Linked DNA regions of Homo sapiens: region 2 is linked to region 1. The links are chromatin loops, found by intact Hi-C in ENCODE. Cell type or tissue: endothelial cell of umbilical vein. All regions are shown on one strand. Each heading gives the region's core, and the rest is flanking DNA. Links, peaks and the distances in the headings are about the cores only. Region 1 has its middle 88 kb from the start of NCOR2. Region 2 has its middle 140 kb from the start of SCARB1.

Region 1 (15,836 bases), core at 7,421-9,920:
ACGGTATCTTGATATGTTTCCCAGGCTTGTCTCGAACTCCTGGGCTCAAGCGATCCTCCCACCTTGGCCTCCCAAAAGTGCTGGGATTACAGGCGTGAGCCACTGTGCCTGGCCTAGCCTGTTCTTGCAACTGCCTGTATCAGTCTTCTGTTGCTGCTGTAACAAATGGCCACAGACACAGTGGCTTCAGGACACACATTTATCATCTCCGAGCTCTGGAGGGCAGAAGCCCTACATGGGTCTCACTGGGTTAAAATCAAGGCATCAGCAGGTGTGCTCCCTCTGGAAGCTCTAGGGAAGAACCTGTTTCTTGCCTTTTCTGGCTTCTGGGGGACACCTGCCCTCCTTGGATTATGGTCCCTTCCTCTGACTTCAAGGCTGGCAGTGTAGCATCTTCAAATCTCTCTGACTCTGACCTCCTCCTTCCACTATTAAGGACCCCGGTGATGACACTGAGCCTACCTAGGTAATCCAGGATAATCTCATCTCAGGGCCAGCTGATTAGCAATCTCAATCCATCTGCCTCCCTATTTCCCCTTGCCATGTAATCTGACATAGTTGCAGGTTCCAGAAATTAGGATGCGGACATCTCTGCAGACCATTATCCTGCCTCCCACCGGACCCTCACTGGTTCTAGGCTCTATCCACTCTCCTGCTCCTTCAGGATTAGGACTACTAAGGGGGTCCCATGGTGCCACCCCCTCAGTGCCACACCCCCCCCCCCACTGTTTCCATAAATCCCACCCACCCCCCTATAATCATCCCTTCATTTCATCACCTCAATGGCCCCCATTTGAGCTGTCACCTGCAGGGACCTAATTAGTGCAGATAGTGAGATACTTGCCTTTTCCAGCTGAGGAATAAAGGACACATCACACATACCTGTCAGCCCCTCAGGCTGGTGCCTGGCACACGGCAAATGCTCAGCCACCTTTACAATCATAGTGTTTTATTTCTCTCACTAGATGCAGGCCCCCTTGTAAGTGGGAACTATGTACTGTTCTCTCATTTTTACTAGCCTTTGGCCTAGCTGCTGACAAAGAATTTCCAATCAATTTATTCATTCAACAAACATTTATCGAGCCCCAGCTAGACTCTGAGAGACAGAAATGAGATGATCTGACACCAACAACAAACAAACTTGCCCTCAGGAAGCTTCAAATCTAGTGAAGGAGACAACAGTTATACCAGTCATCATATAAACACACAATTACAAGATCACATCTCCTCCCAGATTCTCATGGAGGGCCTCCTCTGGACCAGCCAAGGCACTGGGCTTTTCAGGAGTACAGAAGTGAGGGAGGTATAATCCCTGCCCTCAAGATGTTGATAATCCCGTAAGGAAACAATTGGTGAAACAATCCTATAAGGAAACAATAAGTCCTACGCAGCCAGGACAATAGCAGCCAGCACTAGGCAGTGTCCACGGGTTTGTGCAGGCAAGCCTCACTTCAGTGAGGCAGTGGAGAGTGAACTCAGCAGGCCTGGGTTGTCCAAACCCTGCACATTCCAAAGAAAAGAATGGACCTTGATCAGCTCTGGACATAACCTTCACACCCTTGGAATATCATGCCTGATATGAGTGTCTTTGTATCTGGGCCAGGGGCCACACCACGTGGTTGATGCTAACAACCTGACTATATTGAATGCCTGTTTTCATTTGCCTGGTGCCCTGAGCCACACAGAATATTTGACCACTGTAGGGGCTGGAGAGTGAGTAACTGAGGTCAGCTACGTGGACGCTCCATGCCTATGTGCCTGACCCCCAATAAAAACCCTGGACACTGAGGCTCAGGCGAGCTTCTCTGGTTGGCAATTCTTTGTGTGTGTCATCACACAGTTTCTGGAAGAGATAAGTGCTGTTCATGCAACTCTGCTGGGAGAAGATAGCTGGGAGCTTGTGCCTGGCTTCTCCTAGCCTCTGCCCTGCACACCTTTTCCCTGTGCTGATTCCTGTCTGTGTCCTTTTGCTGTAATAAACCATAGCTACAAGTATGACAGCTTTCTGAGTTCTGTGAGTCCTTCCAGCAAGTCCCTGAACCTGAGGGTGGCCTGGGGGACCCGTGACACAGACCCTATAAGGCCCCTATATATAGTTTTTGAGACAAGGTCTCACTCTGTCACCCAGGCTGGAGTGCTGCAGTACAATCACAGCTCAATGAAGCCTCAACCTCCTGGGCTTAGGTGATTCTCTCACCTCAGCCTCCCAAGTAGCTGGGACTACAGGTGCATGCCCCACATCTGGCTAATTTTTGTATTTTTTTGTAGAAACGGGGTTTCACCATGTTGCCCAAGCTGGTCTCAAACTCCTAGGCTAAAGCAATCGACCCACCTTGGCCTCCCAAAGCTCTGGGATTACAGGCATGAGCCACCATGCCCAGTCCCCTATGAGACCCCTATTTTACAATCAGGGAAATCAAGGCTGGGAGCGGTGGCTCATGCTTGTAATCCCAGCACTTTGGGAGGCCGAGGTGAGGGGATCATGAGGTCAGGAGTTTGAGACCAGCCTGGACAACACAGTGAAACCCCATCTTTACTAAAAATACAAAAATCAGCTGGGCATGGTGGCAGGCACCTGTAGTCCCAGCTACTCAGGCAGCTGAGGCAGGAGAATCACTTGAACCCAGGAGTTGGAGGTTGCAGTGAGCCAAGATCGTGCCATTGTACTCCAGCCTGGGTGACAGAGTGAGACTCCATCTCAAAAAAACAAAAATGAAAACAAACAAACAAACAAAAAATCTGGGAAATCAAAGCCAAATGGTTTAAATGATGGCCCCACAGTCACATAGGAAGCAGCAGAGCTGGGGTTTGAATTCAGGTAGCCAGGCTTGCAGTCTGGCCTTGCCATGCCACTGGGTGCTAACAGACTGTGGTCAGAAAGAAGGAGGGTCCAGTCTGCCTGAGGCATTAGGAGCCACTTGGCAGGGGTGGGAGGATTAATTTGCATAGGACCCTAAAAATCAATAGTTACACCTTTTTTTCCTAATCATACGTGAAATAGGTATTCTTTATTGAAAAAAAGCAAGCAATAAATAAGTTGTGTTTGGCACAAAATGGACCCCTCTCTTAATTTGAATTCCAAAGACAACTGCCACCAACAGCCTGGAGTGTGTCCTTCAGTACCTTTCTCTACACGCAAACACGTACCTGAGCTAAAGCACTATATTACTTCCTATTACTGATGTAACAAGTGATCATAAACATAGCAGCTTAAACAACACCAGTATATTCTCTTATTGTCTGGAGGTCAGAAGTCCGAGATCGATTTCGTTGAGCTAAGCAAGACATCAGCAGGACCGGTTCCTTCCGGAGGAGAAGCATTTCTTTGTGTTTTGTGGCTTCTGGAGGCACCTGCATTCCTGCTCTCGTGAGCCCGTCCTCGCATCCCTACAACCTCTTGCTTACAGAGGTCACAGCTTCTGCCTTCTGCTTTCTCCTATAGTCAAATCTCCCTCTTACAAGGACAATTATGACTATGTTTAGGGCCCAGGATCATCTCCCCATCCCAAGATCTGTAACTGAATCCCATCTGTGAAGTTTCTCGTGCCATGTAAGTTTCGGGGATCAGGACATGGATGTCTTTGGGGACAGGATTCTGCCCACCCCATACCCTGCCTGCAGCCCCGCTGCTTGCCTTTCCCACCCCCTTCGTCAGCCTCTCTGTGCCAGCATGAGCGGACCTGCCTCATCCTTTCCACTGGATGAGCCCTTACACAGCAGCTGCCTATTAAAGGCAGGGCCAGCTGTGTTCACAGGGAAACGGGTCAGAGTTCTGACGCCCCTGGGAGCTGAGAGGAAGGAGCTGGCTGGTCCCTGCAGTCCAGGAGAAACTGAGAAAGAGCTCTGGAAAGGACTGAGTCTGCCTATGGCCAAAACCTCCCCTGGAGGCACTTCCAAGTTTCCCAGGTTCCCCAAGCCAGAGATGGCTGGTGCAATGTGTGAATTGACACCAAAGCTGGGACTTGGGGACAAAGGTGGCATAAAAGTGGAGGCCAGAATGCACTGGGAAAAAGCACCCTTATTTTGAGGTCATAGCCATGTACAGACCAGCGGGTGTCCAAAGGGACCTGCTTAAAACTTAATAGCTTCCTTAACGTTTACACTCACATTTCCACACTCATCCTCATGCTGCGTGCACAGGTTATGCTTTGACTGCTCCTCTAGCATCCCCCTGCCCATGCACCAGGCCTGTTAATTTATATTCTTGTTACTTGGTTCGTTCTCTTGTTTGACCTTCCAGGCCCCTGTCTAACAGATGGGTTATTTTATACATCAAAATGGAGGTTCAGAGAGTCAAATTGAGGAAAGAGGTTCAGAGAGGTTAGGCAACTTGCGCAAGGGCACACAGCCAGGAAGTCGCAGATCTGGTTTCGGATACACTGCCTCAGTTCCCTATCAGAGAGCTCTCTGGTGAGGACCAGAGATTAAGCTAGCATCCTAGGGAAGTCCAGATGGGAACTAGTGTCCTCTGTCATTTTTCTGCTATCAGCAGAGGGTCTTGGGCCTGGGTTTGACACCCATCTGGCTACCTCCAGATTGATCTCCAGCTGGGAGGCAGAGGTGTCCCCACCCGTCCAAGGTCACCAGGGTCATGACTGTCTAGACAAGATGTGAAATGTCCCCTTCCTCTTGGCCCCATGTTTGCCTGTGGCCTGAACTGCCTCCCGCATCTGCTGGTGAAGTCACATCCTTAGAGCCCTGGGGTGGGCACATGAGGTCATCCTGGCAGGCTCGAGCCAGCCCGTGCCTGCCCCCACCCCCCGCTGCAGCTGCCTGGTCCCACCCCGCAGAGGGATCAGGTTTTGGGGAGGGAAGAGGCTAAAACCAGCTCCCAGGATGGGAGACTTGGGAGCTCTGGTCAAACCATCCCTTTTCCTCTCCCATCCCAGACCTGGGGGAGAGACTGGGGTGCCACGAGGGCAGGAGTGACCAACTCCATCCAGGTTTGCCTGGGGCCATCCCAGTCTTAGTACCATGAGTCCTGTGTCCCAGGAACACCCTAGTCTGGAGCTCACGGAGGCAGCTGTGGACCCACCCGTATGGGGTTGTGGAGTTTCTCTTTCATTCCTCCTGGGAAAAGGCCTGTCCACAAGCCTCACACCCTTGCAACCCACTGGTGTTTCTGCGAAGGGTGGAGTGGGGAAAAGCGTATGTGTCTGCTCGCCTGTGTAGCCTTGTACAAACACTTACACCCCAACCTCAGTTTTGTCTTCTGGAGAATGGGGATAAGGATGCTACCCTCCTGGCAGAGCTGCTGAGAGGCTTAAAGGAGGGAGAGATTGTAAGTGGCCAGCAAGGGAGAGCTTTTATAAAGAACAGCACAGAGGGGAGATGGCAGGCAAAGCAGAGTGAGTGCTGGGGACATTCTGCAAGTGGAGGTGGCCACGGGCAGGGGCGGGTGCTGGTTGTGTGCCTAGAGTGTGCCAGGCCCACACGGGCTGTGTTCTCGGTTCACCCTCAGAGCTACCTAGGAGGGAACCCATGTAGTTCATGAATGTCATTACCCCCATTTTATGGATAAGGAAACTGAGGCTCTGGGGGCAGCCAGCAAGGGGCAAAGCCCTGCCCCCACCTGGCAGCAGCTGTCTTTGCAGATAGGAGCCTGCAGTGCAGGGGAGAGAAGGGACCCGTTTTTCCCGTCTGTTGCCCCGTCGTCACCCAGAGACCCAGAGGTGCTCGATGCTGGCAGCAGGAGCACCTGTGGGGCCCCAGGGCCAGGATGCCCTCCCAGACTCTGCCACCCACACCAGTGACTCCATCTTGGAGGTGGGAGCCTGTTTCCTCCTCTATAAAATGGGGATGAGGCCACTGAAGCAGTTGAAGGGAAGTTTCAGTGACCACCCGTGGCCAGCGCCGAGCCACGCAGGCTGGGGCACCCGGGGACTCCATGTGAGTGGCCAGGGTTGGAATCCTGATGATCCTGGGGACCTAGGGACACCTGCAGGGGACTGCAGCTCCCCTACCGCCTCCCAGCTGGGTGGGGCGTCTCTCTGTGCTCCCCCCATTACGGGCCACGGGCCACATCGTTCTGAGCTGTAACTTCCTGCTTACTCCTTGCTACACGCCTGTCTCCCTCCCTGCTGGGTCGCTGCAGGCAGATGCTTATTCGGGAGCTGGAGTCCAGGCTTCACCTCCTGGAGCCCTGTCCCCACCTTGGAGCAGTAGGGACAAAGCAGATGTCCCCTCCCACACCATGTCCTGGACGACTCCCTAGACCAGGGATTCTCAAAGTGAGGTCTGAGACTCTTGGAGGGATCCACAGGGTCCTTCTTTTCCTTCCCTACATCTCTGTGAGGTCGGGTTTTCTTCATGTCCTTCAACCAAAACGCCAAGTCACACCAGACCGGATGCAAAAGCAGATTTGGGAATCCAGCTCTCTTCTAAGGGACTGGACGTGAAAGAGGTTTGCAAAATTGTGAAACATACGATGCCACTCTCTTCTCACTATTTCTTTATGTTTGGGAAAAAAATGTTATCTTTCTTAAAATATATTACTCAACATATTAAGGAGCATAAAATTGTTCTTTTAAAATAAATGCATGTTTTGAAATTTTATCATGTTAATCTCTAATGCAGTAAATACTGATAAATAGAACCCACATAAACAAAAGCCCTTTTGGAGTCCTCAGTAATTTCTAAGGGTGTCATAGGGTCTAGGGGCCAAACAGTCTGGGAACTGCTCCCTTAAACAGCAATCTTACTTGATCCTTAAATTAAAATGGCTAACAGCAGCCGGGCACAGTGGCTCATGCCTGTAATTCCAGCACTTTGGGAGGCCAAGGCGGGCGGATGGATCGCCTGAGATCAGGAGTTGGAGACCAGCCTGGCCAACATGGTGAAACCCCGTCTCTACTAAAAATACAAAAATTAGCTGGGTGTGGTGATGCACACCTGTAATCCCAGCTACTCAGGAGGCTGAGGCAGGAGAATCGCTTGAACCCGGGAGGCAGAGCTTGCAGTGAACCAAGATCGTGCCACTGCACTCCAGCCTGGGTGACAGTGAGAATCTGTCTCCAAAAAAAAAAAAAAAAAAAATAGCAAAGAGTTACTTCACACTTTCTATGCACCTGGCATTGTCTGAACCTTGTGCATGGACAGTTGTACAGAGACATACACATAGATACTATCTAACAGCACACGAACCCTCTGAGGTGGGTTTCAATTACCCCATTTTACATATGGGGAACTCAGGCTCTAAGTGGCCCCTTAACCACCAGGGGCCACTGCCTCTGGGGAAGCCCCCCCACTGGGACCCTCAAAGTCTGTTTCAGGAGTGGCTGAGATTCCAGGACAAACCACCTGGAATTCTCAAAGTTGGCCCCCACCTTGGAAAATCCCCTGAGGCTCACTGGCCCAGACTACCTTGGGGGACCCCAAACCCTGGCATGTCCTGGTCACTTGCTCTGAAGGAAGCCTGGCCACTGCTCACTCACCCACCTCCCGCCACACCAGGCCTCCGGCTTTTCCGTGCTGCTCTTCGGACACCCAAACTGTGCCAGCCTCGGGGCTTTTGCACCTGCTGTTCCCTCCCGCCGGAATGCCTTTCCTCCACGTGGGGCCCGTCATCGTCCCTGGCCTCTCATGTAAAATAGCAGCACCCTCTCCCACTCGTCTTCCCCTCCACCCTTTCGCTGCTATTTCCTGTGTGACACTCGGCACTATGGGACATTGTGTTGTGGATGCACTGGTTCAGGGGTTCAGTGTCTGTCTCCCTGTGGAAATCTAAACCCGGTAAGAGCCCAGGCACAGCAACAGGTCCCAGCATGGTGGACTCAGTGAGTGGATGAACAGGATACGGGGACAGGAGAGTCACGCCTGGCTACAGGGACGCCCATCCACCTCCTCCAGCCTGGCTGACCGGCGCCGTGCTGGCCTGCTGCCCAGACTTGCCAGATCTTTCGATTTTTCAAAAGAAGCTGAACATCCAGATTTTTATGTAAAATCTTTTTTTTTTTTCACTAGCAACTTATTCAAATTAACAAAAAGAAAAAAACAGCTTGGTGAGCCAAACCTTATGTAGATAAACTCAGTTTGGCTAATCAGACTCGCCTTGCCTTCTAAGGGGAGGTGACATTTGAACAAGACTGGAAAGCCTTCAGAGCTAGGCGCAGGCCAAGCAGGGGAGGAGGGGAACAGGGTCGTGCCAGGCCAGCTGGGGCTGGGTTGTGGGGAGCATTTGAGAGGTCCGCACTCCGTGGACAGGCCCGTCACCCTTCCCCTTGGCTTCGGAAGTCTCCCCACCTCCCCCCGACCCCAGGCCCAGCTGGCTGCAAGCCATACACTTGAAGCATATGCGTGGAGTGTTTTGAGAAACGGAACACACAATACATCGCAAATAAGGCTGCTTCTCCGTCTGGCTGGGACACATCTCCACGCTCCGCCAGATGGTCCCCCGCCGCCTCCCCAGCTGAGGCCGGGGCTTTGTGAGGTTGCATTCTGCGTAGAGGCTCCTCTCCATTCTGCAAGAGGCTGCTGGGAAGCTCTCTCCCCGGGGTGGCCGGGAGGATTTTTCTTGGCCCACAGACAGGAAGCTGATTCAGCCGGGAACCTTCTTCTGCATTCAGAACCCCCACAGCTCCATCCTCCTCCATCCCCTGCCCACCACGCTCCATCCCCCACCAGCCCCCATGACCCAGAGCCCCAGTGCGCTGGTGTTTATTGCTAATTGTTTTCAGACAGATGGTGTGGCCCAGAGTCTAATTCCCCAGGCTAGGGGGCGGGGGATGCTAGAGGAGAAGGCCGTGACCTTGACCACTTGCATTCTTGAAGAAAATGTTTGGCCCAGCCTGGGAGGCGGGGCGGTGGGCAGTGATGGCTAGGGCTTACAGAGGGGAAGTTTCAGGGCTTTGAGAAGGGAACAGGGGAGTAGGAGGAGGCTTTGAAATGTGGGAAACAACCCTGCAGCCCCAAGGGCTGATAAAGCTGGCTGGAGAATGGCCCCACCTTCAGGAAGCCCTCTGGGATTGAAGCCTGCGAGGCAGGGAGAATTCCTCCTGCAGGGTTGGATTTAGGGATGTGGGGAGTAGGGGATTTGTGGGGAGGGTGGAAGACCTCCCCACAATTTAATAAGGAGCCTCACTTTTTTTTTTTTTTTTTTTTGAGACAGAGTCTCACCCTTTTGCCAGGCTAGAGTGCAGTGGCGCGATCTCGGCTCACTGCAACCTCTGACCCCCTGGTTCAACCAATTCTCCTGCCTCAGCCTACTGAGTAGCTGGGATTGCAGGCACGCACCACCAAGCCCAGCTACTTTTTGTATGGTTTGTAGAGATGGGGTTTCACCATGTTGGCCAGGATGGTCTCGATCTTCTGACCTCGTGATCCGCCCGCATTGGCCTCCCAGAGTGTTGGGATTACAGGCGTGAGCCATTGCACCCAGCCAGGAGCCTCACTTTTTAATGTAATTTCAACATGATCTGAAGGCTTACAGAGCCACCAACATTTCACTAGATCCCATGAGTCTGCCAAGCTGAATGAAGACCCCAAATTACAGATGAGAAAAAGAGGTGGCCTGTGAGGTGAGATGGCTTGCCTTAGGTCACACAGTCCACAAAGATCCATTGAGCTGTCACTCTGTGCCTGGTGGGAACACAGCCATGGCAGAGGACAGGACTGACAAAGTCCCTGTGTTCAGACTGGATAGGTTTGTACAGGTTTGTGAGAGGAGACAGACGCAACTACAAAGAAATACGTTCAGAAACGGAAAGGACTAGAAAGACAAAAAACTAGGGAACAGGGTAGGCAGGGATCTCTGGAGAAGATCAGAGAGGGCTTCTTGGAGGAGGCAAGCTCAAACATCGAGCCTTGAAGGCAGAGTTGAAACAAGCTGTGTCTACATCTCAAAACAGAGAGAAAGCCAGTGCAATGGCCCTGGGGTATGGATGAGCTTGTTGTGTCCAAGGAGGGGAAGCGTGGCCCCGGAAGCCATGATGGGGTGTATACAGAGCTGAGATTATAAAGCCCCTTCACCAATATCATTGAACACCAAATGCACCCACGACTAGAGAGCCAGCATCAGCATGATACCAAAACAGCGTGTTGCTCAACATCAGGTTATTTCAAGTTGCTTTCTTTGTAAGGGTTAAAGCAGAAGGGGTTCTTTAGGCTGGCTCAGGTTGACTGGGCCCTCCTTGATTGGTTGCTGTGAATCTCCAGTCTATTAGAAAAATTGCCCCCATTTCTTCTATTTCTGCTTATTTTTTTCTTTCTTTTTTGTTTTTAGAGACAGGTCTCTGTCACCCAGGCTGGGGTGCAGTGGCACAATCATAGCTCACTGCAGCCTCAACCTCCTAGGCTCAAGTGATCCTCCCACCTCAGCCTCCTGAATATCTGGGACTACAGGTGTGCAATGCCTCGCCTGGGTAATTTTTATTTATTTATTTATTTATTTATTTATTTATTTATTTATTTATTTATTTATTGTTTTGTAGAGATAAGGTCTCATTATGTTGCCCAGGCTGGTCTCAAACTCCTGACCTCAAGCAATCCTCCTGCCTTGGCCTCCCAAAGTGCTGGGATTACAGACACATAAGCCACTGTGCCCAGCCCAAACTACCCCCATTTCCAAGCTCAGTTTAATTACACGGCACCTGCAGGAGTGGCTCCGTTCTTGGTCTGCTGGGGCCTAGAGCAGGAGCTCAGTCCAAAACGAGGGCCTCACATAAATTTTATTTACCAGCTATGGAGGAAAATAGAGCAAGGAGGGTGGGAGAAATCAGGGGGACTCAGGTGTGACCTTAAATAGGAAGGTCAGGGAAGGGCTGCTGGAAAAGCAGAAAACAATCGAGAAAAGACCTGTAGGAGATGAGGAAGTGAGGCAGGCAGGAATGACGGAAGGAAGGAAGAGACTGATATGAGGTCCCTGGAGTAGCCAGATTCATAGAGAATTTCCGTCTCTGTGAATCTGGCTACTCCAGGGACCTCATATCAGTGGAATCTGACAGTATTTGTCCCTTTAAAACTGGCTTATTCTACTCGATATAATGTCTTCAAGGTTCATCCACATTGTAGCCTGTGTCAGAATGTCCTTCCTTTTTAAGGCTGAGTAATATTCCATTCTTTCTGGAAGGAAGGGCTTTCCAGAAAGAGGGAGCAACTGGTGTGCAAAGGTCCTGGGGAAGGTGTGTGCTTGGTATGTTCAAGGAGGCCAGAGCAGATGAGGCAGAGAGGGAGAGGGAGAGGAGGGGGCACTGAGCCTCGGGACACAGCAGAGGGTGAGGGAGTAGACCCCGCAGGGCATCGTGGGTTGTGGTAAGCACTGGCTTTTCCTCCAGGGACAAGGGAAATTGTTATAGGTGTTTGAGCAGAGGAGTGGCTTGTCTTGACTTAGGTCTAGCAGGATCCCTTTGGCTGCCAAGTGGAAAATCAACTGTGGGAATGAAGGCTGAGAGGCCGTCGAGGAGACTACTGCACCTGTCCAAGCCAGAGATGATGCTAGCTGGAGCCAGGGGAGGCAGCGGGCTGGAGAGAAGTGGTCACAGTCATGACAGATTTTTTTAAATTGTAGTAAAATACACATAACATAAAATGTATCATCGTAACCCTTTTCAAGCATTCAGTTCAGTGGCATGAAGGGCCTTCACACTGTTGTGCAGCCGTCGTCACCATCTGTCTGCAGAACTTTTTCATCTTCCCCAATTAAAACTGTCTCCATGAATCACAGCCCTGGCACTCACCATTCTACCTTCTGTCTCTATGAATCTGGCTACTCCAGAGACCTCATATCAGTGCAAACTGACAGTATTTGTCCTTTTATGACTGGCTTATTCTACTCACTATATTGTCTTCAAGATTCATCCACATCGTAGCCTGTGCCAGAATGTCCTTCCTTTTCAAGGCTGAGTAATACTCCATTGTCTGGATAGACCATATTTTGTTTAACCATCATCCATTGACGGACACTCTGGTTGCCTCCACCTTTTGGCCATTATGAACACTGCTGCTGTGAACACAGGTGTGCAAATATCTCTCCCAGTCCTTGAGGATGGATTTTTAAGGTATGGGCAATAAGATTCGCTTATGGCGCAGATCCAGGAGTGTGAGAAAAAGAGGCGTCAGTGTGGACCGAAGTCAGCTCAGCTCCTGCCCCACCCTGTCTTGATGGGCAAAAGGCCATTCCACCTCTGACATTCTAGGACATTCTTTTGAGACATTTCATAGCACGGCCTCAGCTCCTGACCCCTCACCTCTGCCATCTCAACCCCTCAGGGACTCTACTTCCCTTCTCTTCTGCCAAGCCTCCAGGTCAGCATCTGCCCGTCTTCATTTCTCAGACAGGCAGACCATCTCAGTCAGTGCATGCTATCAGCCTCCTCGTCACTGCTGTCCTCCCACCGCACCTCAGCAGGCTCAGATGAGTGAGACGCGAGGCTCTCGAGTGCTCTAGAACTCAGCTGAATTTCTGCTTTTAGTCCCATTCAGCGGAAACAGGGCCTTGCTTAGTCTTGAGCTTTCCCAGGCTTCTTCCACCCTGCCCAGGGATTGAATCTACTTACAGCCCTCCTTGGGCCAAGAGTCCCCACCAATGTCCCTGAAATGCCTATGGTCTCATCTGCCTTTAGGTCTTGGTCTGGTTCCAATGACACTGGGCTCTTTTCTGCTCCCCAAACATACTGAGTGAGTGCCTCCCCCAGGGCCTTTGCACCTACCATTCTGGGCCTTGCCCACTTTCCTCTTCGTTTTGCCACCCCTACTCACCCAGCAGTTTCCAGCTTCAACCTCCCTGCCTCGGAAACCTCCTCTATGCCTCAGGCTGAAGCCAGGCTCCCAGTCAGCTCCCCCCATGCCTCCCTGGAAACTTTCCTGTCTTGACACTTGTCCCATTAGGAAAGAGAGACAGGAGGGGGCAGTGGTTAACGCACAGACTGAAGTCAGACTGCCTGTGTCCAGATCCTGGCTCTCACTGAAGAGCAGAGTGACCTTGACCAAATCACGGAATCTCTCCCAGCCTCATTCATAAAATGAGGATAATCATGAACCCCATGCACAGGGTTGTGTGGGGATTAAATGAAATAATATACATCAAGTGCCCGGAACAGTGTCCGACGCAAAGTGTGCCATGAATAATTGTTGCTCTGTGGAATTCCTTGCTCACTGGCATCTTCCCTGCCTGGTGGTAACTCAGAGGAGAGAGGGGCTTGGTCTGCCCGGGGTGTGCAGGTATACCTGACGTGCTCTCCAGATCTGGACCAGCAGGGTAGACGGATGGACAGATGGAAGTTCTAACTCTGAGTCCATGCAGCAACCTCCTCCTCCTCTCCCGGTGCTGGCACTACCTCCATCCAGCCCCCTCCCCGCCCCTCCTGCCACTGGGGGCTCACCTGACCCAGCCCCCACCTCCCCAGCCTCCTGTACCCATTCAAGTGCAATTAAGCCAAACTTTTGATTTAAGATATTTATAAAGGCACTAAGAATGTCCTCTAATATCAGCTTATATATTTTTAATCTGCCGTTAAAGTGATTTAAAACGGAGCTCCGACGGATAGGCATGATGAAAATTAAAAGTCTCCATCACCTTGTGTCTGGCTGCAGCGCCCCAGCCGACAAGGACGCAGTGGGGCGGAGGCCCCCCACCCCGCCAAATTAGGGGGAAACGCAGCCTTGCCTGCTCTTCTCCAGGGCTGGGGCAGCCAGGGAGACGCGGTGTCATTAAGTAGTGAGCGCAAAGGGCGGCAGTGTCTGCAGAAGGAGCCACGCGGCCGCGCTTAATGAACAGTGACATCTGCTCGGCTCTTTAATTAACGAGCCCCCACGCGCTGTGGCAGGACACAGGGACCACGTCCTCTGTGCTTGCAGGAAAGAAAAAAAAAAGCCAGGCAGGGAGACGACTGCAAATGTGCAGAATGATTTTTTTCCTGCCTCCTTTTAGAAACTGGAGAATGGAACCCAGCTGCGACTGTTCCCTCTGCAAGGCCATTTCCCAGGACTGGGTTCCTGAGGAGCCTGGTGGGTGAAGGCGCTCTCGCCCCATGCCTGGTGTTCAACCTTTTCTTCACCCTTCTCCCACCCCCGGCCTCTTCACACACGAGTCTGAAATAAATGAAGGCAGCCGGAGTACAGGGGTCTGAGCTTCCCCCAGGCCTGGGATGAAAAGCCATGAATCAGCCCTGTGTTAAATTTCCCCATCATAAATTCACTCATCCACAACTGCATCCCAGCTTCCTCCATGACAACAGGCTGCCACCCACGAAGACACCAAGCGGGGGCTGTGAGAGAGATTCCAGATCTCACACCAAGGATAAGGGCCCAGGACAAGGGCCACTAGTGGCCATCCATGGCTTAACCACTAAGACATTGCATCTTCCCGTTTCCACGCTGGAGGCAGGCTTTACAGAGAGCCAGGCTGCAGTGGGGGGATTTTGACCTGAAGACCAGAGGCCCGAGTCTCTGGCTTGTAAAATCTCAAAAAACTTGGCCCTTGTGGCTTGATGGCCCAAAGCATAGCTCTGGAAGAGTCCCACCCCCACTCCAAACACATCAGCTACAGGTTTTTTTCTAGAACTCTCTAGAGTTTTCTATAATTCAACTAAATTTCTGCTTTGTGCCCCATTCAGTGGAAACAGAACCTTGGCAAGTCCAGAGTTTTCCCACTCTTAGCCTACTCTGCCTAGGGATTGAGTCTAGCTGTGGCCTTCCTTTAAAATGAGTCTGTGGACCTTCTTAGGTCAAGGGTCACCACAGATGGCCCCAAGATGCCCATGGTCTCATCTGCCCTTAGGCCTTGGTCCAGCTCCAGCTACACTGGCCTCTCTTCTGCTCCCCAACCATACTGAGTGAGTGCTCACAGTCACAGGCATTTATTTAGCACTTACTGTATGCCTGGCTCTTTGCACAGTGGTTTATATGCAGCAGCTCTCACACCAACCCTATGAAGAAAGGACTATCACCAATCCCACTTTATAGAAGCAATTCTTCTGAGGAACACCAAGAGACAGCGTAGACAAGCTCAGAGTTATGTGCCTGAAGAGTGAGATAGTTGGGGTATTTATTCACTCAATCCCCACTTGTCATCGGTTGAGGGTGTTAAACTCTCAAGCAGTCTCTCCTGAGGAGGCTTAGTGAGCACCAACAGCATCTACTCTCCTCCCTCCCTGCACATTCCTGTCTGGAATGTTCTGGAGCTTTGGCAGGCATGTTGGCACTACAGAGAAAGGTATAAGAACTGCTGAGGCCCTGACATGGCCTGGTTGCTAAAACAGCTTTTGCCAGGCTTCTTTAAATATCCAATTCTACTTGCTCATTGCTGATATGTAGGAAAGCAATTGACTTTTGTATAGTTACCTTGTATCCTGCAACCTTGCTATAATCACTTATTCATTCTAGTGTTTTTTGTCATTGTTTTGAATCTTTGGGATTTTCTAAACAGTCATGTCATCTGTGAAGAAAGACAGTTTTATTTCTTCCTTCTCAATCTGTATACCTTTTCTTACTTGTCTTATGGCATTAGCTATGATTTCCAGTATGACCTTGAAAAGGAGTGGTGAGAGTGAATGTCCTTGCCTTGTTCCTGACCTTACGGGGAAAGAACCTAGTTTCTCACCATTAAGTGAGATGTTAGCTATTGGATTATCGGAAATGTTCTTTATCAAGTTGAAGTTCCTCTTTACTCCTAGTTTGCTGGGAGTTTTTGTCGGGGATAGGTGTTGGAGTTTGCCAAACACTGTTTCTGCATCTATTGATGTGACTGTATGATTTTTAGCCAGGTTTCTTTTTAGAGGAGGAAAACAAAACTCCCATTTTGTTCAGGCCACTGATAGTTAAGCTTTCTGCAACTTGCAGGTAACAGGCATCCCTAACGGATATGAGGAGCTACAGGAAGGAAGGAAATGGATGATATGGGT
Region 2 (15,836 bases), core at 4,444-6,943, 64 kb after region 1:
AGCCTGGGCAAGAGAGTGAAACCCTGTCTCAAAAATAATGCAAAAAACAAAAAACAAAACACACACACACACACACACACACACATCCTGACCCACCTGGCTACAGATGGGACAAACCCTGGTGGAGTTCACATATCAGAGCCCCCCGTGGGTCCAGGCTGAGGCCGCCCTCCCTCCCTCTCCTGTAAAAACCTCTCTCTCTGGCTCTGCTTCTGGGGCCCTGGATCTAGGTCAGGAGGGCTGTGATTTAAAACAAGGTGCCAGGGAGGCCTGGTTGTGGCGGTGAATCCTGAAAGGGAGCCATCAGCAACTTAATGAGAAATAGACGAAACCCTGTTCTCAGCCGGGCGCGGTGGCTCACACCTGTAATCCCGGCACTTTGAGAGGCCAAGGCAGGTGGATCACTTGAGATCAGGAGTTTGAGACCAGCCTGGCAGATGTGGTGAAATCCTGTCTCTATTAAAAATACAAAAATTAGCTGGGTGTAGTGGCGCGTTTCTGTAATCCCAGCTACCCAGGAGGCTGAGGCACGAGAATCACTTGAACCCGGGAGGCGGAGTTTGCAGTGAGCCAAGATCATGCTACTGCACTCCAGCCTGGGCAACAAGAGCGAGACTCCATCTCAAAAAAATAAATAAATAAAATAAAAAAAGAAAGAAAGAAATCCTGTTCCCGAGACAAAGAAAGAAAGACGGAAGAAAGAAGGAAAGAAAGAGAGAGAGAAAGAGAGAAAGAAAGAAAGGAAGGAAAGGAAAGGAAAGGAAAGGAAAGGAAAGGAAAGGAAAGGAAAGGAAAGGAAAGGAAAGGGAAAGAAAGAAAAAGAAAGAAAGAAAGAAAGAGATCCTGTTCCTGAGACAAGGGGACCGAGGTACAGAGAGGAGCTTTGCCTGGGCCACAATTGTACAGGGTGATGGCACAGGGGGCACACGGGGCACAGATTGCAACTCCTGCCTCCCTGTCCCCTTCTCTCCACATGGCAGGCTTGGGCTGGCTGCTTAGGGTTAGAGGCAGAAGCCTCTTTTGCAGGGACCTTCAGAAGTGGCAGAGGATCTGGTTTGAGAGACAACAGACAGGAACAAATGGCTGGAATATTGAGCCTCAGGACATTCCTGCTCTGTGGGCCCTGCCCTGAAGGCCTTGGCTTATTAAACCCATAGATAGCCCACGCCTAACGGGAGCTCTGACCTCACAGACTGTGGCCACCGCGGCCACCATGATCTCGCCTGCTGCTCAGCGTTTGCCTGGGAGCTACCAGGCTCATGTTGCACCCACAGGAGCTGGGAGCCCATTGCAGGGCCCGGCTGGGCGTGGCGGGAAGTCGAATTTTCTTGGTGTCTAGAGAGTGAGTAGTGAGCAGAGGTGTCTCAAGACACACAACTCCAGGTTTCATTATCTGCCCTCGATGCCGGAATAATCACTGTGTACACACAGTGTGGGATCCCAAACAGTGCTGACTGTGTCCCCTGCTCAAAGTGCTGGCTGATGACAGGGATGTTGCATTGAAATAATTATGGCTTCCGCCTGTGAAGAGGTGGGAGGAGAGGAAGAGAGAAGATCCCAGCAGGAGTCGGCAAAGAGAACAATCTGCTTTCTTGCAGAGACAAAGCAGCCACCCTTGACTAGGGGGTCTGCAGTGGCTCCAGAAAGACCCCAGCTTCTTCACCACTAGGAACAAGACTCTTGGTCAGAAGAGGCCAAGAAAGAGACATAGACCCTGTTCTACCAAGGGCTGCCGAGGGGTGGCTGGAGGCTTCGGGGTGTCCCGTAGAATAGTAGAGTGTGGACTGTAAAGGTTGCCACAATGTCTCAAATATCGGCCTCTCTAACCTACTGCTGCTGCTGTTGACAGGAGGAAGCAGGGAGAAGGGAGCACTGTGTCTTGAGCACTTCCCGTGTGCCCAGCACAGTGCTGGGGGCTTTACTGGATGTCTTTTATGGAGCTCTAGCTGTATGCTCAAACATTCCATAGTTATCTATTGAGCACCTACTATGTGCTGCTTGACAACCAACCACAGAACCTCAACGTGTACAACAATCACTATGTACCTGGCTGGTGTGTTAGCAGGGCGGCTGGCGCTGGCTGATCTAGGCTGGCTCGCCCGCCGGGCTCTGCTGACCTCACCTGGATTCACCCAGCTGCTGCAGGTCGGCTGATCTAGGTGTGGCTCAGCCCCACATATCTCTCATCCACTCTGTGGGACCAGTGGCCACTCAGCACATTCTCCTTATGGCAAAGGAGGAGGAGCAAAAAAGCAAACATAGTCAATGGAGGTCCCTAGACACGCATGCTCAGACCTGGCACACACTCGTGTCAGCTTCGTGCTTTTGGTTAAAGCCAAAGTCAAGGAGTAGAAAAACAAACTTCACCTCCACAATGGGAGGAACTGAGAGGGTGCAAACACAGGGCAGGAGGAAGGATGAGGTCAATTCTGCAATACGGAGCCCTCACGTACTGCATTCCAATGGGTGCCACTTGCCCGAAGAGGCCATTGTTTATTAGACGCCAGGTGTGGGCACTCGTTCACGCATTCTGCTAATGTGCACTGAGCACCTCCCAGCACTGCAGAACTGGCACCTGGTAAGTTACAAAACCAGATGAGTCCCGGCCCTCCTGGCTCCCACAGGGTGTGTCGGGGGAGGGACTCGAGACGTGGTGTCATGCACATGACTGTCAGCTGTGCCCAGTGGCCTGAACAGGAGTTGCTTGTGCTGTGGGTGCCTGTAACAGAGGGCCGCACCCAGTCTTGGGGGTGAGGGAGCTTCCCCAAGGACATGAGGATGACGATGGAGCTGGCATTTGAGGGACAAGTGGTAACACTCTCGTGGAGAGAAGGAAAAAGCATCCTAGGCCGAGGGCTCAGCAGGTGCGAAGGCCATGTGGTGAGAGGTTTGCTTGCAGAGGTGAAGAAGGTAGGGGGCTTAGGGGGCAGTTGTGACATAAGCAATGGACCCTGAGCACCAATCCCAGTCTTCACCGCCACTGGCCCCATGTGCACGGCGATTGGAGCTTTCCAGCTTTAAGGGCCTGCAACCATGACCAAGGCCTTAAACAGAGAAGACACGCCTCTGAAATAGAAAAGCCAATGGCAAAATCAAAATTGATAGGTGTCATGGAACACTAGGCAACCAAAAAAAGAATGAAACCATGTCCTCTGCAGGAACATGGATGGAGCTGGAGGCCATTATCCCTTGCAAACTAATGCAGGAATAGAAAACCAAATACTGCATGTTCTCACTTATAAGTGGGAGCTAAATGATGAGAACACATGGACACACAGAGGGGAACAACAGACACCGGGCCCTACCTGAAGATGGAGGACAGGAGGAGGGAGAGGAGCAGGAAAAATAACTAATGGGTACTAGGCTTAGTGCCCAGGTATTAAGTACTATGGTACTAAGTACCTTAGTATCTAGGTTGGTGCAAAAATAATTGTGGTTTTTGCACTGTTGAAATTTGCCATTTTGTATTGGAATACATTCTTAAATAAATGTGGTTTTTATATATCATTTTAATGCACGTTTCTAGCTTTTTTTTGGGTAATGACTTATTATTACTTGCTGTTTATATTTCTTTTAGACTATGGAAATGATGTTAGACAAAAAGCAAATTTGAGTGATTTTCTTACTCGAGTTCAAAATGGGTCATAAAGCAGCAGAGACAACACGCAACATCAACAACACGTTTAGCCCTGGAACTGCTAACGAACATACAGTACAGTGGTGTAATTACAATTACATCTGAGAAGTATGCTCAGCAGATCGATGAGACACATTGAAAACTGCAGCGCCTGCAGCTGGCATTGGCCAACAGAAAGGGCCCAATTCTTCTCCACGACAACGCCTGACTGCACGTCACACAACCAGCGCTTCAAAAGTTGAACTAATTGGGCTACGAAGTTTTGCCTCATCTGCCATATTCACTTGACCTCTCCCCAACCGACTACCACTTCTTCAAGCATCTCGACAACTTTTTGCAGGGAGAACGCTTCCACAACCAGCAGGATGCAGAAAGCGCTTTCCAAGAGTTCATCGAATCCCAAAGCACAGATTTTTACACTATAGGAATAAATGAACATTTCTTCTTGGCAAAAATGACTTGATTGTAATCGTTCTTATTTTGATTAATAAAGATGTATCTGAGCCTAGTTATAATGATTTAAAATTCATGGTCCAAAACCGCAATTACTTTTGCACCAGCCTGCAACCTGTACAACAAACCCCCATGACACAAGTCTACCTACGTAACAAACCTGCGCATGCGCCCCTGAACTTAAAATAAAAGTTAAAAAAAAAAAAAGACTAGAGAGGAGCCTATATTTCCACTGAAAGGAAGGAGAGGTTGGGGAATAGGAATAATTCTGCACAGGAACAAGAAAGCGAATGCAAGGAAATTTTCAGACCAGTCTCTTTGCCCGAGTCTTTAAAAGTTTTTGTTAGGGGTCATGAAGTTTGAAATGTGTCTTAAGGAGGGATGGATTACTTGGAATAAATTGCCTCTATGAGACAGTGTGATATGATGTGACATGAGGGACTGTGGAGTCACGTGGGGTGGGGGTGGGAGGAGGATGAGGATTAAAATCTACACACGGAGTACAGTGTACACAACTAGGGAGACGGGAGCACTAAAAGCTCAGACTTCACCACTGTACAATTCATCCATGTAATCAAAATCCACATGTACCCCAAAAGCTCCTGAAATTAAAAAGCAAATTCACAGGTGTCAACTTAGACAGCGACAGAACCTGACATTTTGTTGACAAGTTGACTGCAACGTAGAGCATCTCCTGGAGGATCTGCTTTTACGGCGTAGCGATGGCAGGGCTTCTGCTTCTGGAAGGTGGAGCAGGTGCATTCACGCCCTTCTCTGTCTTCCTCCAACAACATAAACTAAAAGCTGTAAGCATGGCAGATGCTTGATCCGCCCCTCCTCCCATGTGAGATGCTGCCTCGAGAGCTGCACAAAGACCCCTCTGTGAAGCCCCTTAGCGATCCCACAAGGAAAATAGCACGACCATCCTGTTCTACAGATGGGGCAACTTGAGGCTCAGAGAGGCCAGGCGACTTGCCCAGTGTCACACACAGTCTGCCATTGGTTGTAGAGTCAGGATGTGAACCCGAGTTTGTCTCACTCAGAGCCCGCACTCTGAGCTGCCTGCCTCTGCTTCTCGGATTCCAGCCTTGGTTTTGTGTGAGTCCCGGGCACACTGTAGGTGCTGAACTCATTGCTGAATGCACACATCCAGCAGATGTTTAGTGAGCGCCTACTGTGTGCCAGGCAGTGTTCTAGGCACTGTGGATACAGCAGGGAGCAAGACAGACAGCAACCTTGCCCCCATGATGCTGGTATTTAAGTAGCAGAAGAAAACATGCAATAAATATTGATACACACGCACTATGCTAGACACTGGTAAGTGCTAAGGTCAGAAAATGACGCGGGGGCAGTGGGGACGGGATGCAAGGGGGTGCAATATTAAGTGGAGTGGCAGGGAAGGCCTCGCTGAGAAAGGAGTCATTGCACCTGAAACAGGGAAGGTTACGAGCAATGGGGCATCTAGGGGAGAAGGAACAGGCAACACAGAGGTCTGGAGGCCGGACCACGCCTGTAGCAACTTTGAGGAACTGCAAGGAAGCCAGCATGGCTGATGCTAAGTGCGCAAAGAGGTCAGTGGTGGGAGATGAGGACACAGAGGACAGATGCTCCAGGAGGGCCAGAGTGTGTGCGGCTTTGAGGCCACAGAAGGACTTGGTGTTTACTCTGGGGGAAGTGGGAGCCACGGCAGGCGTTTGAGCAGAGAAGCAGCCTCCTCTGACTTGGGATTTAACAGGTTCCCTCTGGCTGCCGTGTGAGGAATAGCCTCAGTGGGGTTAGGGTGGCAGCTGGGAGACCAGGGACCTGGACTACTGCACCTGTCCAGGCGAGCAATGATGGCAGCTGGAACCTGGTTGGGGTGGGGAGAGGTGGAGGTGGTGAGAAGTCCGCAGATTCTGGATGTATTTGGAAGAGAAAAACAGCAGGATTTGCTGATGAGTCAGACACGGGCAGGAGAGAAAAAAAGCAGTCGGATGACTCTGAGGTGTTTAGTCCAGCAACAGGGAGATGAGGTTACCATTCCCAGAGAAGCAGGCAGTGGAGGAGCAGGCCTGAGGTCGATGTTAAACATGATGGTAAGTTCGAGATGCCCGTGAGCCATCTGCAACCCAAGCAGGTTTTTCTCTAAGGACACAGCAGCAGAAAATATAACACACTGTCTGGCTTGAGCTTCTGAAAATCCTCACTCCTCAGGTTTGTTCTCCTCCAGGGATAAAACCAGCCAACCAGATCTTTCGCTGCCATCTCTCCTGAGCATGGCGAGCCTCCAACTGGGTTGGCTTCAATCCTCGGGGAAGCTGGCGCCATAAATCACTCGGCGATGATCCCAGGGGCCTCTGAGGACATCTCCCGGTATGAGGCTCAGACAATAGAAGGGGATTTGGATGAGCTCACCCAGCGGCAGGCACATTAGATTTGCCATAAATTATTACAAGGTTAACAGGAAATCACACAGTGATCTCAGCTGAGCTGTGGAAGGAACAAGGGGAGGGTGCTGGGGGCCCTTACAGCGCCACATACTCAAAGCCATCACCCTGCTCTGCAGTCAGGGTGGTGTGTGTGTCCCAGAACAGATCATCAAACAGTCCTAGCATGAATGAGAAATGGGAAGGTTTTCTTGAGGACATCAGATGTCCTTGCTTAGCAGCTTAAAAGCTGTGTGTCCTTGAGCAAGTTACCTAACCTCTCTGGGCCTCGATTTTCTCATCTGAAAAATGTGGATAATACTTGTTCCTAACACAGCTGGTGAGGATAGCGATTTGCTCCAATTTCCCCCAAACATTTGCTCACTTTCCTCTTCTCTTTCCCAGCACACAAAGAATCGCATGTTCTCCAGCCCTTGAATTGAGGTGCAGTCACGTGTCTTGGTGCAGTGCGTGAAACCCGGATGGAACAGATATGTTTTAAGAGCCAGTGCGCAATTCACCATGATTCACTTCATTCACTTCCCTTCCTACAACTATTGCAGTTTGCCAAGAGTAGAGCGATCTGTGCCACCCATGAGGGACAACACATAAACTGTGATTATTGTTTGTTAAGCTGGAATTTGGGGGGTCATTTGTTAATGCAGCAAGACCTAATCTCTCCTGACTGAGGCCAGATTAAATGAGTTAATACATCTAAAATCCTTGGAGTACTGTCTGGCACATGGCAGCCACCACAGACTGTTAGCTTTTATTATTGTTTAAACAATCATAAAGACAAAATCAGCAAACCTGGACATGGAGTAGCAGATAGACTCCAGGGAGGCCCCAGTGGCCTCTGCCTCCTGGTGTTCATGCCCTTATTAATCTCCTCCCCTTGATTGTGGACTAGACCCACATGAGGCTTTCTTCTTGCAAAGGTGATGGAATGTCACTTGCAGGACCTACAATCATAGTGTCTGTCTTGCTAGGAGGCTCTCTCCCTTGCTGGCTCTGATGAAGTGAGTGGGTATGTGGGAAGAACCACATAACAGAGAACTGGGGGTGGCCGCCAGCCAATGACCAGCTAAGAATAGAGGGGGCAGCCTCTGGCCCAAAGCCAGCAAGAATCTGAGCCCTACAGCCCCACAGCGAGGGTAACCAACTCATTCCAGCCTGCCTGGGCTTTTTCAGCTTTAGCACTGGAGAGTCCCACATCCCTGGAAATTCCCTCCTGGTCTATCCAGGACTATCCTAGTTTTAGGGTTGAAAGGTTGGCATCCCTGGAGCCCCTCAGTCCTGAGCAAACTGGAATGGTCGGTGTATTCGATGGCTAGGACTGCCGTGACAAGTGCCACAGACTAGGCGGCTTACCGAACAGACGTTTATTTGCTCACAGTTCTAGAGGCTGGAAGCCCTGGATCAAGGCGTGGGCAGTGTTCTTTTCTTCTGAAGTCTCTCTCCTCGGCTTGCCGATGGCCATCTTCTCTCTGTGTCTTTACGTGGTCTTTCCTGTGTATGTCCTAATCTTATTTGATAGAATAGTCATAGCAGATTTGGGCCCACCCTAATAACTTTGTTTTAACTTAATTACTTCTTCAAAGACCTATTCCTAAATACAGTCACATTCTGAGGTACTGGGGCATAGGACTTCAACAAAGGAATTTTGGAGGGGGCACAGTTCGGCCCATAAGAACTGGTTCCCCTAATTGACAGCAACAAGAACCTGAATTCTGCTAGCAACCATGTGAGCTTGAAGCAGATCCTCCCTGGTCAAGCCTTCAGATGAGACCCAGTCCAGCTAACACTTTAATGGCAGCCTTGCAGAGGAACCAGCTAAGCCATGTGAGGCTCCTGACCCACAGAAACTGCTACATAATAAATGGGTATCCCAGCTACTCGGGAGACTGAGGCAGGAGAATCGCTTGAACCAGGGAGTTGGTGGTTGCAGTGAGCCAAGATCACGCCACTGCACTCCAGCCTGGTGACAGAGCAAGACTCCATCTCAATAAATAAATAAATAAATAAATAAATAAAACTGGGTATCATTTTAAGCTGCTAACTTTGTGACGTTTTGTTACATAGCAATGGGTAATGAATGCCTTGAGTCATATCTGTGCACTTGCCCAACCTTGCCCATAGCTTTCTGCTGATCCCTGGCACAGAACCTTCTGTTTCCATAGTCACATGATGGTCTTCTGGGAGAACTGGAAGGACCAATATTACTCTGTAGATTCCTCTTCTGTTTCACCCAATAACTCACTCTTCTGGGTTCTTCACTCTTCCCTCATGTGGTATAACTTTGTTTTTGTCAAAATACTTTTATACACTTTACGAATCAATCCATTTCTTGTTGGGTTCTGACAATGTCCCCAGTACGACTGGGTCTTTAAAGTGTTGAGTTTTTATCTTCTTTCCAGCCACACAGGATAACCATTCCCTCCTAACTGCAAATAGCAAGGATGAGGGTTACAGAGGTGATGTCGTCAAGTGTATTTGACTCCAGGCTCTGAGAACCTGCAGTCATCTTCCCTAATCCAGGATGCCCAGCAGCATACTCACTGATGCATACAGATGCTCTATGAAAAAGATTCCATGAAAAACTGCATGTTCACACCTCTGCTTGTAAATGCACAATGCACATTGATGTATTAAAGGCACTGATAAGACCTGCGGGGGGGGGGGGGCAAGGGATACCACTTCAATCCTTTTTGAGGAACACTGTTCTTTTTTTTTTTTTTTTTTTTGAGATGGACTCTCACTCTGTCACCCAGGCTGGAGTGCAGTGGCGTGATCTTGGCTCACTGCAACCTCCGCCTCCCAGGTTCAAGCCAGTCTCACGCCTCAGCCTTCTGAGTAGCTGGGACTACAGGCACATGTCACCATGCCTGGCTAATTTTTGTATTTTTAGTAGAAACGGGGTTTCATCATGTTGGCCAGGCTGGTCTCAAACTCTTGGCCTCAAGTGATCCACCTGCCTCGGCCTTCCCAAAATGCTGGGACTATAGGCATGAGCTACCACACCTGGCCAAGGAACACTGTTCTGACCCACTCCATGACACTGGAGGGTAAGTAGAGTTATCCCCATTTTCCAGATGAGGACATTGAAGCACAAGAGTTCTACTGCCTCACCCAAGGTCACCTTGCTGACAGAATCAGCCTAAGATTCAGACCCAGGCTGGAGGACACCAAAGCCTGGACCATTCGCTGTCCCACCTGACTCCTGAAAACCAAGCGAGGAATTGAATGAGTCTTTGGTGGATCTTAAGGGGCTGGTTAATGACAAGAAGTTGCAGGAACCAGGGCAGGGGCAGACATGAAGTTCAAGTTGATGCTTTTCTGCTAAAAATGCCTCCTGGGTGAAATTCCAACCTTCTCCTTTCTCTTTTAAGAATTACCAATGCATGTATATTTTAATTTATTGTTTTCTCTAAAATTCTAGCACGGAGTGAAGGAACTGACCCCCAGGCTCCAGTGCCTGCTGGAATTAGACGCACCGCCAAGCTTTTTCCCTGCAATCGCTGGGAGTAGTAATGCTCTTATTAATAATAGCACATTATTAATATAATGTTGTTATTAATATTATGTTATATATATTATATGCTATATTATAATGTTATTAATGTAATGCTGTTATTAATACTAGCACTCAGCCCTTGCACGAACATGGGTTGCGAGCTATGTAAGCGCAGCTTGGTGGCTTCTCAACTCCTCCTAATGAGAACCCTGTGAAGTAAGAACTGTTAACGCCCCATTTTGCAGATGAGGAAACTGAGGCACTGGGTGGTTAGATAACTTGTTTGGTGCTGGGTGAGCAGCAAGAGGCAAACGGTCCTTAGATACATTGGGAGGGACGTCAGTGAGTTTTTTTTTTTTTTTTTGAGACGGAGTCTCGCTCTGTCGCCCAGGCTGGAGTGCAGTGGCGTGATCTCGGCTCACTGCAAGCTCCACCCCCCGGGTTCACGCCATTCTCCTGCCTCAGCCTCCCAAGCAGCTGAGACTACAGGCGCCCGCCACCTCGACCGGCTAATTTTTTGTATCTTTAGTAGAGACAGGGGTTTCACCGTATTAGCCAGGATGGTGTCGATCTCCCGACCTCCGCCCGCCTCGGCCTCCCAAAGTGCTAGGATTACAAGTGTGAGCCACCGCGCCCGGCCCTCAGTGAGATTTTATAGAGAATTGCTGAGAGTGTGAGAGACGATAAACATTGCCAATAGTAACCTTGTCTACCAGTCTTTGGGTAAAAACAGCAGCTGCTGTTTACCGAGTGCTTACCACGTTTCTGACACTGCTCTGAGGGCTTTGTTTGTCTGTAGTCGTTTGGTCCCCATGACAAACCGGTAAGTGAAGAAATTCACAATGCTCATTGATATATTAAAGGCACTGATAAGTCCTGATAATCCGATGAGTGAAGAAATGTTATCATCCTCATTTTCTAGGCTAGGAAACTGAGGCACAGAAAGGTGAAGTAGTGTGTCCAAGGCTGCACAGCTAGGAAGTGGCTTAGCTGGGAGCTGGAACTCAAGTCCAGAGCCCGTGCTGTTCTCTTAACCCTGCACTCCGTCACCTCTCCGGGGATTACCAGGGCCCGGATGCTGGGCATTTTCTTTTTTCTTCCTCTTGTTAGCCTATTTTGCAAAGGCAAACACTGAGACTCAGTGAAGGGTGCAGGTTGTTCAGGCCCCTGTGAAAAATGAGAAGCAGACCACCTCCTCTGGGGCACCAGATGCCAGGACGGAGGTGAACAGCACTCACCTTCACTTTGCCGCATTCAGCTCAGCAGGACAGGCCCTGGTGGACCTCCACCCTCTCCAGACCCATTGCTTGGCTCGATAGTAAAATAATGCTGACCCGAAAGATCAGAAGCAGAAGACGGCTTGCTGCTATCCACATCTGCTGCTTATTCAGCATTCTTGCTGAACTTTTAAAAAATCCCTGAGAATGCCAGAACTAGACTATAGCTTGCTTAAAATGAAAGAAAAAAAAAGGAAAAACTGATAATGTGAGGAATCTTTCCTGCAAGTCAGTGCAAATTAAATGGGTTTAAGCAAATAGGGAGGTTTATTGGCTGAAGCAATTTAAATTCTAGGAATAGCATCAGCTTCAGGCATAGCTGGATCCAGGGGCTTGGCTAATGTCATCAGGCTTGGGTATCTCCTTCTCTCTCTGGCCTGCCCTCTCCTCCATGTTGGTTTTATTAATAGACGTCACATGGTGGCAAGACGGCTACCAGGAGCTTTATGCCACATCCCCCAGGCCTGAGTCCAGCAGGAAAGAGATGTTCCTTCAGGGTACTACATACAGCAAATGCTCCAAGATCAACCTTGATTGGCCATCTTAAACCATATGGGGACAGCAGTAAGCCAGTTGGCTCAGATCCAAATCACTGGCCTGGAGTTGGGTGCACCGTCTCTGGACCAAGAGCGGAAGGTTGGATCCCCCATGGAAATCAGGACATTTTGCCCGAAGGAGGAGGAGCAGAGGCTATGGAGACAGACTCAGGTGCTCACTATACCAAGAAACGAATCAGACCCTGTGTGCTGGCATCTTCTGTTTGTCCGAGAGATCTCTCTCTTCCTTTCTCCACTGGCCCTCTGCCCCTGAAGCTGACCCACCTTAACCACTTCCACAGCCCACTGCTCTCTGCCTCTGGTTGGACTTGGCACGGGGTAGCCCGGCAGGACATGAGTGAGGTCAAGGGCTCCCTCAGGCCACTCAAGGGCCCCTCTCCTCTCCATACAGCTCCTGCTACATTCCCTCTCCTCCTGGCTTTCTGGAACTATCCCTTCCCTCCTCCCTTCCAGCCCAGGGGTGGTGGCATCACCTCCATTTCCAGCCCAGGGTTCCTCTATTCCTGCCCACACTTTTGAAAATGGCCCCTGTATGAAGCCAAGCTGGAGTTATCCACATGTGACTGTTCCTGCTTTTCCTGAAGTCTTGCACCCAGATAGATGCCCCGGAAGAAACCCAGTGCATGCTGGGTCGCCCGGATTCTCCCATGATCCCCTAGTGTCAGCCCCTCCCCCACCAGAACCCACCCCCACCCCACCCCGGCTTCCCCCAAGTCTTAAACGCCAGTGAGTTGAGAGGATGAAAAAGTTCTGGAAATGGATGGTGGTGATGGTTGCACAACAATGTGAGTGTGCTTCGTGCTGCCAAATTGTACATTTAAAAATGGCTAAAATGGTAAATTTTCTGTGATGTATATATTGCAGTAAACCACAAGTTTTAGCCTGTTAAAAACAAAAAAAGCCAATAAGCACAAATCCTCATCCAGCCAGTGTCCCAGCTTTTCTCTCTCCCTGCTCCACCTCGGGTATAGCAATTCCTGCTCGGAGGCATTTGGAGAGGAAGCCCAGTCTACTTTCGATCAATGCGGTATTGATTCGTGTTTCATGAACAAGGACAAAGGCTGATTGCCTTCCAGTGGATCTGAACTTCACACGCCCCCAGGCCTCAGGCACAAAAATGATGCAAACCATTTCCGCAGCCAACAGGGAGGAGGTTCAGCAACCGGCCCTGGGGCGGGCAGGGGAAAGAAAGGCGCTTGGCCAGCGCCACCTGGTAGGAGCCACTCCGGGGCAGAGATGACAAGGTCCGGAGCAGACACCCAAGTTCCTCTTTCCAGCACGGGAACTGAGTCACCCTGCCTGTGTCCTCCCAGCAGCTCCGTTCTGCCCGTAGGCTGGGAGTGGCCTGGTTACAAGGCCAGATGCCCACGGTCAGCAAATTAAAGACAGTCCTTTCCACTGGGAAGAACCAAGACTCCCAGGGCACACAGTAGGCCGGGTTCTAGATGCTGACACTAAAAAAGGGAGCTGAGGCCAGGCGCAGTGGCTCACACCTGTCATCCCAGAACTTTGGGAGGCCGAGGTGGGCAGATCATGAGGTCAGGAGTTCGAGACCTGCCTGGCCAACATGGTGAAACCCTGTCTCTACTAAAAATACAAAAATTAGCCGGGCATGGTGGCGGGCGCCTGTAACCCCAGCTACTCAGGGGGCTGAGGCAGGAGAATCGCTTGAGCCTGGGAGGCGGAGGTTGGTTGCAGTGAGCCTAGATCGTGCCACTGTACTCCAGCCTGGGTGACAGAATGAGACTGTCTCAAATAAATAAATAAAAAGAAGGAAGCTGAGCCGATCACTCCCTGTCCTCATTGAGTTGATGCTCCAGGGCAGCCTGTCTAGTAGAAACATAATGCCACCCACAGGTAGAATTTAACATTTCCTAGTAGCCACGTTAAAAAAGAAAAAAAAAAAAGGGAAAAAAATGTGACTGGGCTCCTTGGCTCACGCCTGTAATCCCGACACTTTGGGAGGCCGACGCGGGAGGGTTACTTGAGCCCAGGAGTTCAAGACCAGCCTGGGAAACACAATGAGACCCCATTTCTACAAAAAAATTTTAAAAGTTATCAGGGCATGGTGACACCTGCACCTGTAGTCCCAGCTACTTGGGAGGCTGAGACAGGAGGATCCTTTGAGCCTGGGAGGTTGAGGCTACAGTGAGCCTTGATCATGCTGCCACCCTCCAGCCTGGGCAACAGAGCAAGACTCTGTCTTGAAAATAATAAATAAATAAAAATAAAAAATGAAAAAAGAGATTAATTTTAATTTAATCTAATTGATCCAAAATATTATCATTTCAGCATGCACACCACATAAAAAATTAATCTGTGAGCTATTTACATGCATTTGTTTCATCCTAACATTCTGAAACCCACTGTGTATTCCACACTTAGAGCCCATCTCAATGTGGACACTAAATTCTCATCGGAAATATTTGATCTGCATTTTGATTCCATAAAACTGACAGTTGAAAAGGTACATTAATCTACTGAAGTTGTTCCATAGAGACTTAAAAGTCTCCAAGAACTGAGTATCAAAAAATCATCTTCCTTTAATATTCACATCCACACTGGCAAAACTGCTTCGGTTTTTAATTTTTAATTTAAACTAATTAAAACAAAGATATGAAGACATAAAATTCAGTTCCTCCGTCCTGATAGCCACATTTCAAGTGCCTGATAGCCACACGTGACCAGTGGCTATTATTTTGGCCAATGCCGTTTTAAATGGAGGAGACAGGCCGGGCGCGGTGGCTCATGCCTGTAATCCCAGCACTTTGGGAGGCAGAGTCTGGCGGATCACATGAGGCCAGGAATTCAAGACCAGCCTGGCCAACATGGTGAAACCCCGTCTCTACTAAAAATACAAAAATTAGCCGGGTGTGGTGGCGGGCGCCTGTAATCCCAATTACTCTGGAGGCTGAGGCAGGAGACTCGCTTGAACCTGGGAGGTGGAGGTTGCAGTGAGCCGAGATTGTGCCACTGCACTCCAGCCTGGGCAACAGAGCAAAACTCCATCTCCAAAAAATAAATTAATTAATGAAATAAATGGAGGAGACAATGAAACTATGTGTAAATGGCATCATTTCATGTCAGCAGAATCTCACAGTAGGTCCTCTTTCCTTGACTGGCTTCTTTCATTTAGCAAATTATTTTGAGACACGTCCATATTGGGGGTAGGTGTGCATGCATACATCCACCTGATAGTAAATGCCAAGAAAGAACACAGAAACTAAAGGCAGGTTGGGAGTGCTTTTAGCTAGAGAAGAGATTTGGATAGGCCTCTCGGAAGAGGTGATGTTTGGCAGACTTGAAGGCAGTGGAGATCTGTGCCACGTTTGGGTCTGGTGGAAGAGGGTCCCAGGCAGAGGGAACAGCCAGTGTGAAGGCCCTGAGGTAGAAGCATGCCTGGTGTACTCAGGAAGCAGAGCAGAGGCCGAGCGGGCTGGAGTGGACAGAGGTTGGGAGAAGAGATAGGAAAGGAAACCAGAACAGTCTCAGGGCCAGACCCCACGACCTCGTGGGGCTTTGTAATAACTAGGACTTCCACTCTGAATCCTCTGTCCCCGCCCCCAGTTCATTCCCAAAATGTCCTCTTTTCTTGCCCAGCTCTTCTCTCACTCAGCGTAGGTATTTTCAGAGTCATTTATTGTATTAGTCCATTTTCACGCTGCTGATAAAGACATACCTGAGACTGGGTAATTTATAAAGAAAAAGAGGTTTAATGGACTCACAGTTCCATGAGGCTGGGGAGGCCTCACAATCATGGCAGAAGGTGAAAGGCACATCTTACATGGTGGCAGACAAGAGAGAAAGAGAACCAAGCAAAAAGGGAAACCCCTTATAAACCATCAGATCTCATGAGACTTATTCACTACCAAAAGAATAGCATGGGGAAAACTGCCCCACAATTCAATTCTCTCCCACCGGGTCCCTCCCACAACCTGTGTAAATTATGGGAGCTACAATTCAAGATAAGATTTGGGTGAGGACACAGCCAGA

What was found. A loop is a pair of places that touch in the nucleus more often than their neighbours do. Peaks named below come from ENCODE experiments on the same cell type or tissue, not always from the same donor. Only the 100,000 strongest peaks of a DNase experiment are listed, where the experiment ranks them.
Region 2: it touches region 1 in a loop (5-fold over the local background); 3 of 110 quality-filtered maps call a loop at or near these places.

The regions. Positions count from the first base shown.
Region 1 is chr12:124,647,373-124,663,208 of GRCh38, forward strand. No RefSeq gene overlaps it. Among named protein-coding and RNA genes, the nearest start is that of NCOR2, 88 kb to the left of the region's middle. RefSeq lists enhancers at 4,369-4,882, 4,883-5,396. In endothelial cell of umbilical vein, for the core only: no CTCF peak of the experiment used is centred there; DNase peaks (open chromatin) are centred at 8,029 and 8,539; H3K27ac peaks cover 2,453 bases.
Region 2 is chr12:124,714,428-124,730,263 of GRCh38, forward strand. No RefSeq gene overlaps it. Among named protein-coding and RNA genes, the nearest start is that of SCARB1, 140 kb to the right of the region's middle. In endothelial cell of umbilical vein, for the core only: a CTCF peak has its summit at 5,826; DNase peaks (open chromatin) are centred at 6,074 and 6,444; H3K27ac peaks cover 1,536 bases.